2 separate regions of the Homo sapiens genome follow, and region 2 is linked to region 1. A link is an interaction called in ENCODE POLR2A ChIA-PET data of the cell type or tissue named here. Cell type or tissue: GM12878. All regions are shown on one strand. Each heading gives the region's core, and the rest is flanking DNA. Links, peaks and the distances in the headings are about the cores only.

Evidence for each region. Peaks named below come from ENCODE experiments on the same cell type or tissue, not always from the same donor. Only the 100,000 strongest peaks of a DNase experiment are listed, where the experiment ranks them.
Region 2: POLR2A ChIA-PET joins it to region 1 with 6 read pairs; 2 of 35 experiments call an interaction of 5 or more read pairs at or near these places.

Annotation. Positions count from the first base shown.
Region 1 is chr4:120,842,791-120,846,490 of GRCh38, forward strand. The region is part of intron 3 of PRDM5 (PR/SET domain 5); the gene reads right to left. Among named protein-coding and RNA genes, the nearest start is that of PRDM5, 78 kb to the right of the region's middle. In GM12878, for the core only: no CTCF peak of the experiment used is centred there; DNase peaks (open chromatin) are centred at 1,780 and 1,931.
Region 2 is chr4:120,731,047-120,734,746 of GRCh38, forward strand. All of the region lies in intron 14 of PRDM5 (PR/SET domain 5), which reads right to left. Among named protein-coding and RNA genes, the nearest start is that of PRDM5, 190 kb to the right of the region's middle. RefSeq lists a silencer at 3,022-3,228. In GM12878, for the core only: no CTCF peak of the experiment used is centred there; no DNase peak of the experiment used is centred there.

The DNA of each region.
Region 1 (3,700 bases), core at 813-3,312:
ACTTTCACTATCACCAATCCTATTACAACCAAAAGCCCCAAATCAATGAGGGAACAAACATTCTTCAGCCCTCTAGCCTTCTTTTGGTTAATGTTACAGAGGTAGGCTTTGTTAGGTCACTAAATATGGAAAGAATATATGAGCCCCATAAGGCTATAATTTCTAGGGACACAACTTTCTAATATCCAGCATTACCCAATCTGCAAAAACATCTGAGAGCAGGCAAAATTCAGAGGATTTCTGTAAGAAACAATCAGTCAGCTGGGCATGGTGGCTCACACCTATAATCCCAGCACTTTAGGATGCCGAGGCAGGTGGATCACTTGAGATCAGGAGTTTGAGACCAGCCTGGCCAACGTAGCTGGTGAAATCCTGTCTACTAAAAATACAAAAATCAGCCAGGCGTGATGATGTGCACCTGTAATCCCAGCTACTCGGGAGGCTGAGGCAGGAGAATAGCTTGAACCCAGGAGGCAGAGGTCGCAGTGAGCCGAGATTGTGCCACTGCATCACTCCAGCCTGGGCAACAGAGAGAGACCCTGTCTCAAGATTAATTAATTAATTAATTTAATTTAATGCCAATGTCCTGCACAAGACTACCATAAATGAGCACATAAAAGGTGCTCTATAGGCCAGGCATGGTGGCTAATGCCTGTAATCCCAGCACTTTGTGAGGCCAAGGCAGGAGGATCACTTAAGTACAAGAGTTCAAGGCCAGCCTGGGCAACAATGCAAGACCCCATCTCTACAATAAATTTAAAAAAGTAGATGGGCATGCTGGCACATGCCTGTGGTCACAGCTACTTGGAAGGATCCCTTGAACCCAGGAGATGGAGGCTGCAATGAGCCATGATCAGGCCACTGCACGCTGGTCAACAGAATGAGATCCGGCCTTAAAAAAAAAAAAAAAAGAAGAAGAAAAGAAAATAAAGAAAGAATCAGCCTGCACAAAACTTTCTTCTTTAAAAAAGCTGAAAAGTGGTTTGGCACAAACATATAGGCATAATGATTTTAATCTTATCCCTAGGGTCACCAAGCCACTATATCTAATAAAGATCTCAGCACACAGTACAGTAAGACTTCTTCCCCACAGGGCATTTCTTGTGTCTATAAAGTCTTTATCTTTCCAAAGAGAAGAATGGCCACAGAGCACAGCAAGCACAATGTCATCCACAGTAAATACTACTCAAGTGGCCTAAGAGGATGCTTCGTGCACCTAAACACAGAGGAGCTCAGTAGCAGGGTGCATAGGCCGCTGCGGCCACTGTGGGGCAGGCTCACTAGGATTCAGTCACTCCACACAGCAGGTTGTCTCTTGAGTAGTGGATAATTACTGAGAAGTCTTCTACATGCACAGAATTATACTAGATACTCTGGGAAAGCTTTATAAGAAATAAAACAGATTTTACTTTGTTTCATATACAGACGATATTATAAAGACAAAAACTACAAACCTGGCAAGGGGTGGTGATAATGAAAATTTAAGCTTACTATATCAGCACTTACAGGCGTACTTTGTTTACTTGCACTTTGCTTTATTGTGCTTCATAGACATTGCATATTTTACAAATTGAAGGACTACGGCAACTCTACATCGAGCTAGTTTCTTAGAGCCATTTCTCCAACACCATGTGCTTACTTCATGCCTCTGCTACTTTTTGCAATATTTCTAACCTTTTTATTATTATTGTGTCTGTTAGGATAACCTGTGATCAAGGGTCTTTGGTGTTACTATTGTAATTGTTTAGGGGGCCACCATAAACCATACGTATATAGTGGCAAGCTTAACTGATAGTGTGTTCTGACTGCTCTACCAGTAGCCCTTCCCCCATCTCTCTCTCTCTCCTCAGACCTCCCTATTCCCTGAGACACAACAATACTGAAATGAGGTCAATTAATAACCCTACAATGGCCTGTAAGTATTCAAGTGAAAGAAACAGTCACACGTCTCTCACTTTAAATCAAAAGCTAGAAATGACTAAGCTTATGAGGAAGGCATGTCAAAAGCTGAGACAGGCTGAAAGCTAGGCCACTTGGGCCAAACAGCCAAGTTATAAATGCAGAGGAAAAGTTCTTGAAAGAAATTAAAAGTGCTACTCCAGTGAACACACAAATGATAAGGAAAGTGAAACAATCTTATTGCTGATATGGAGAAAGTTTGAGTGGTCTGGATAGAAGATCAAACCAGCCACAACATTCTCTTAAGCCAAAGCCCAAACCAGAGCAACTCCCTAATTCTATTCAATTCTGTGAAGGCTGAGAGAGACAAGGAAGCTGCAGAAGAAAGGCTGGATGCTAGCAGAATTATGAGGTCTAAGGAAAGAAGCCATCTCTATAACACAAAAGTACAAGGTGAAGCAGCAAGAGCTGATGGAGAAGCTGCAGCAAGTTATCCAGAAGATCTATCTAAGATATTAATAATTAAGAAAACTGGCTACACTAAACAACAGATTTTCAATGTACAAGAAATAGTTCTATTGGAAGAAGATACCATCTAGAATTTTCATGGCGAGAGAGGAGAAGTGACACCTGGATTCAAAGCTTCAAAGGACAGGCTGACTATCTTGTTAGAGTCTAATGCTGCAGGTGACTTTACATTGAAGCCAATGCTCATTTACCATTCAGAAAATCCTAGGGCCCTTAATAATTGTGCTAAATCTACTCTGCCTATGTTTTATCGATGGAATAACCAAGCCTGGATGATGGCACTGTCATCTGTTTACTGCATAGTCTACTGAATATTTTAAGCCCACTTCTGAAAACTACTGCTCATTTGAGAAATTCCTTTCAAAATAACACTGCCATTGACAAGGCACCTGGTCACCCAAGAGCTCTGATGGAGTGTTCAAGAAGATGAATGTTTTAATTCCTGCTAAGACAACATCCATTCTGCAGCCCATGGATCAAGGATAAATTTCGACTTTCAAATATTATTTCTGAAACACACTTCATAAGGCTATTGCTGTCACAGTGATTCCTCTGGTAGACCTGAGCAAAGTAAATTGAAAACCTTCTGGAAAGGATTGACATTCTAAATGCCATTAAGAACATGTGTGATTCATGAGATGAGAGCAAAATATCAACATGAACAGAAGTTTAGAAGTCAATTCCAACCCTCATGGATGACTTTGAGGTGTTCAAAACTTCAGGAGAAGTAACTGCAGATGTGATGGAAATACCAAGAAAACTAACTAGACTTAGAAGTGAGACCTGAAGATGTGAAGTGAGGCCTGAAGATGTGACTAAATTGATGTAATCTCATGATAAAACTTGTATAGATGAGGAGTTGCTCCTTACAGATGAACAAAGAAAGTAGTTTCCTTCGATAGAATCTACTCCTGGTGAAGATGCTGTGAACATTGTTGAAATGACAGCAAAGAATTTCAAATATGACATAAACTTATCTGATAAAGCAACAGCAGGGTTTGAGAAGACTGACTCCAATTTTTAAAGTTCTACTGTGGATAAAATGCTATCAAAAAGCAAAGCATGCTACACAGAAACCTTTTGTGAAAGGAAAAGTCAATTGATGCAGCAAACTTCATTGTTGTCTTATTTAAGAAATTACCACAGCCACCCTAGCCTTCAGCAACCACCACCCTGATCAATCAGCAGCCATCAACATCAGGGTGAGACACTTCACCAGCAAAAAGATTCTAACTCATTGAAGGCTCAGATAATCATTAACACATTTTAGCAA
Region 2 (3,700 bases), core at 455-2,954, 110 kb before region 1:
ACAGGGACTAAAACAGTACTCACCTAAAGCCCTGCTATTTACACTTGAATATTGACTATGACACTTTACAGTCAGTTCAGCAAACAACCTAACAATTTCCCACCGTGTGCTAGGCAGTCAGCTAGACCCTGAAGTTCCGCCCACCATGAGCAAGAGATTTTTACAGGTGTAATTTGAGGGAGAAAGTGACACCAAAAGAGCTCAGTGCAGTGCAATGTACAACAAGTGATGATAGCACAGAGAAGGGGTCCCTCACCCGGCTATGAGATGAGATGGTCAGAAAATGATGGAGGAGGCAATTTCAATTAAACAGAGGTCTTCTTTTTTTTTTTTTTTTTTACAAAAATTTACTTATGGGTAAGAGGCCAGGCAGTACAGCAGAGAAGGAGATGTCAGTTAAAGCAATAAAACTAACAAAAGTCTAGAAAAAGAATGGTATAATTTTGGGCTGGCAAATGAGACTGGAGAAAAATCTGCTTTATATTTATTCCCTTGTTTTTAGTAACAGAAAGTAATTCTATTTAGTGTGGCAACAAGCTTAAGAAAAGATGATAATTCCGGAATTCCTCACCGCCAAGTGTGGTCATGTGGAAGTTGGTGGGTAGGACTTCCAGAAAGCTCCTTAGTGGAAGTGTAATCAGCAGGGGCGTATCCTGTTACCTTCTCTTGCCTCCTCCTTCCTGTTGCCTGGAATGAGGATGTGATGGCCAGAGTGGCAAAATCCATCTTGAGTCACACTGGAACCTTGACAATGGAAGCCACATGCCTGGATGACTTTGTGGAAGTGTCAAACTATCCCTGGAATGCCTACTTCTGCACACTTATAAATAAACCCCTTCATGTTTAAGAGACATGGCTGGGTCTCTGTGATTAGCAAGGCAAGGAATTTCTGACACCAAGCTGGTTGAAAATATTAAGGGTATAATTCTGTGAGTAGGTGACAGAAGTTGTAATGGTTCCTATAGCTAAGATAGTTAAGGAACTGTGTGTCTGATGAGGTGTTCAAATTAATGTTGAACCATCTCAGGATAAGGGTAGGCATTTGGGTGGCTTAAGAGGAGCTCCTGCAGTCTTTACCATATGGAGGTCATCTAAAAGACTGGTAGCTGAACATAAAAAAGGGAGAATTTGCAGGGTCTATTATCTATTGTTTTATTCTTAAGACTGAATATATTATACACAGTTCATATGATCATTAGGAAGATTTCTTGATTAGAATATAAGTACTTAACTCAGTACATAGTATATAATGATCAATAAAAAGTTACTCATTCTAAAATATACTTCTTAACATCTAATATTAAGTAATCAGATAATATTATTTGTTTTATGCACTTTCAGAAACTTTGTCCTTTTCACATTAATAAAGATCCACTTACAAGATCTCCAATTTTACAGAAAAGATAGACAAATTCCAATAGTAATAACAATATAAATTCCTAACAAGTAAATTTTATATTCATTGTAACTTATCTCTTGAAATCAGATGTATTGCTTGAAAATAACTGATCTCTGAGGTTGTTACCTCAGGACAATACAACAGGTTACTTCACAATAAAATTTTTTAAACAGGTAATAATTTTATATAACATATTACTAAAAATAAAAAACTATAAAAACTAAAAAATGGTATAATACTCCTGCTCTCTAACCTAACCTGTTATTCAGTTTCCCTTTAATTTCATGACCAAATGAATTTGAGGAAAGATAATGTCATCGAAGTGCTTGCAGAGAGAGAAATATTCCTGCTATAACTAGCTATACCCAGTCTTTACGATATTTTGACTTAAATTCCCTCATTTTTAAATAAAGGGGTTGGATCAACTGACCTCTTATATGCTTTGCAGCTGGGATATTCTGTGACTCTAGACTGCACTCAAAATAGGTCACAAATAATGAAGACATTTTAGAAATGTTGTGCATTGTATTTTGTTCTAGCTAGTAATAGCAAATACCTACAGCCTTAGCAATTGTTATAGTTTTACTAGTCTCAACCTACAAGACCATTTGTGTGATATAAAAGAAAAAAGATATGAAAGAAAAATAGGTAAGTTCAAGGGATAGACAGAGCTGCTTGGACTGAATATTTTCTTTATTTCATAGGTTTGTGTTTCAGTAAAGAGGGAACACCTAGTCTTATTGTTCATTTTATTACTCCATTCTCTCACTGGGAAACAAATGAAAGCCTGTTCTGACTTACTGTTATCAACACAATCAATCCTATCTTCCTGTCCCAGCACCTGGGACTCCTCACAGTCTTGCCATGCCTGCCTGACCCCCACCTCATGCTCCAGTTCTCAACAACGCACACCTTGGGCTCTCTCCTACAGTGGGCTTCTCACCCACCCACAAATCACAGCTTCACATCCTTGCACACGACACTCAGTTGGTTTGCAATGCCCTACCCCCAATCTTGTTCCTTTTCCTAGAAAACTCAGACTCATACTTTCTGATCCAATTCAGACTTCCTCAGTGGACCCTACCTGGTCTCCCTGGGGCAGAGCCAGATGCTTTGTTTTCCATGTTCCAATGTTGCCATCACACATGGTTCTCTTTCACTGTAAGAATATCTAATGCAACAATGCCAGCTTCCCACTCCCCTTCTGGGTATGCAGAGAACTCCAGGTGGCTGAGACCAGGTTTTAAACACACTGTCCTTTCGATGTTAATAATGTTAATAAAGATCTATTTAGAAAGTCTCCATTTTTACAAAAAAGATATATAAATACCAATGAGGATGAGGATAAAATCATACAACATGCAGTTATATTGTGGAAAGACTGAATGAATACGTGAACTAAGCTCTAAGAAAAAAAGAAACAGAAGAAAAACAATGACACAAAAGTAAAAAAAAAAAAAAACAAAAAAACTGGGCTAATATAATTAATGTACCAGTAAAGTATGCCGATGGCAGAGGTGGCAGGGAAGAATGTATAAAAAGTGAGACCTGACCAGGAGAGGGACTGCTTTATTTGTAGCCTCAAAAAGTATTGAAGTGGACCTAGGCAAGCATGGTCATCCTTAGGAGAAGGACACATGGTCCAAACTGGCTGAGGCCCAGAGTGTCCAGGAGGAAGGGGGCACGGGCGGGGCAGACGGCAGGCAGCACAGCCAGCCTGGCACAGGGCACCCAGGCTAAGCCACCTGGGCTCCATTCTGCAGGCAGAGAGGAGCCGCTGTAGGGGATGGGGGAGGGCTTTGTTTGTTTGTTTTTTTTTTAGCAACTGAGACAGTTGATCAAAGCAATCTTTATAAGTATTGATGCAGCCATACATGGGATGCATTAGACCAGAGATTCTTGAATTGTGTTTTGTAAAAGACTAGCTCCAGTGAGATGTTAGTGGAACACACACACACACACACACACACACAAATACACACACACACACACACACACACACCCTTACTCACTACGTTCAAACTAGCCTGGCAAACACTAGCCTAAACAAACTATAAGAAATGCCTTTATTGCTGGATTTCTCAGAATCTGGAATATGGTTATATGTATCATAAAACTGCAAGATTCAGACAGAGCATGTGATTTTTCCCAGAAATGCTGAAACGCTTCCCTTCCCTTGGCTTCAGTGCCACCTCCCTGTTTTCTCCTGGTTCTCCTTCAGCCTCTTTGGCTGCTCCTTCCTGGTTTCCTTTTGGACAATATTCTGGGGCTTAGCCACTTTTTTTTCCATTCCACATAGAT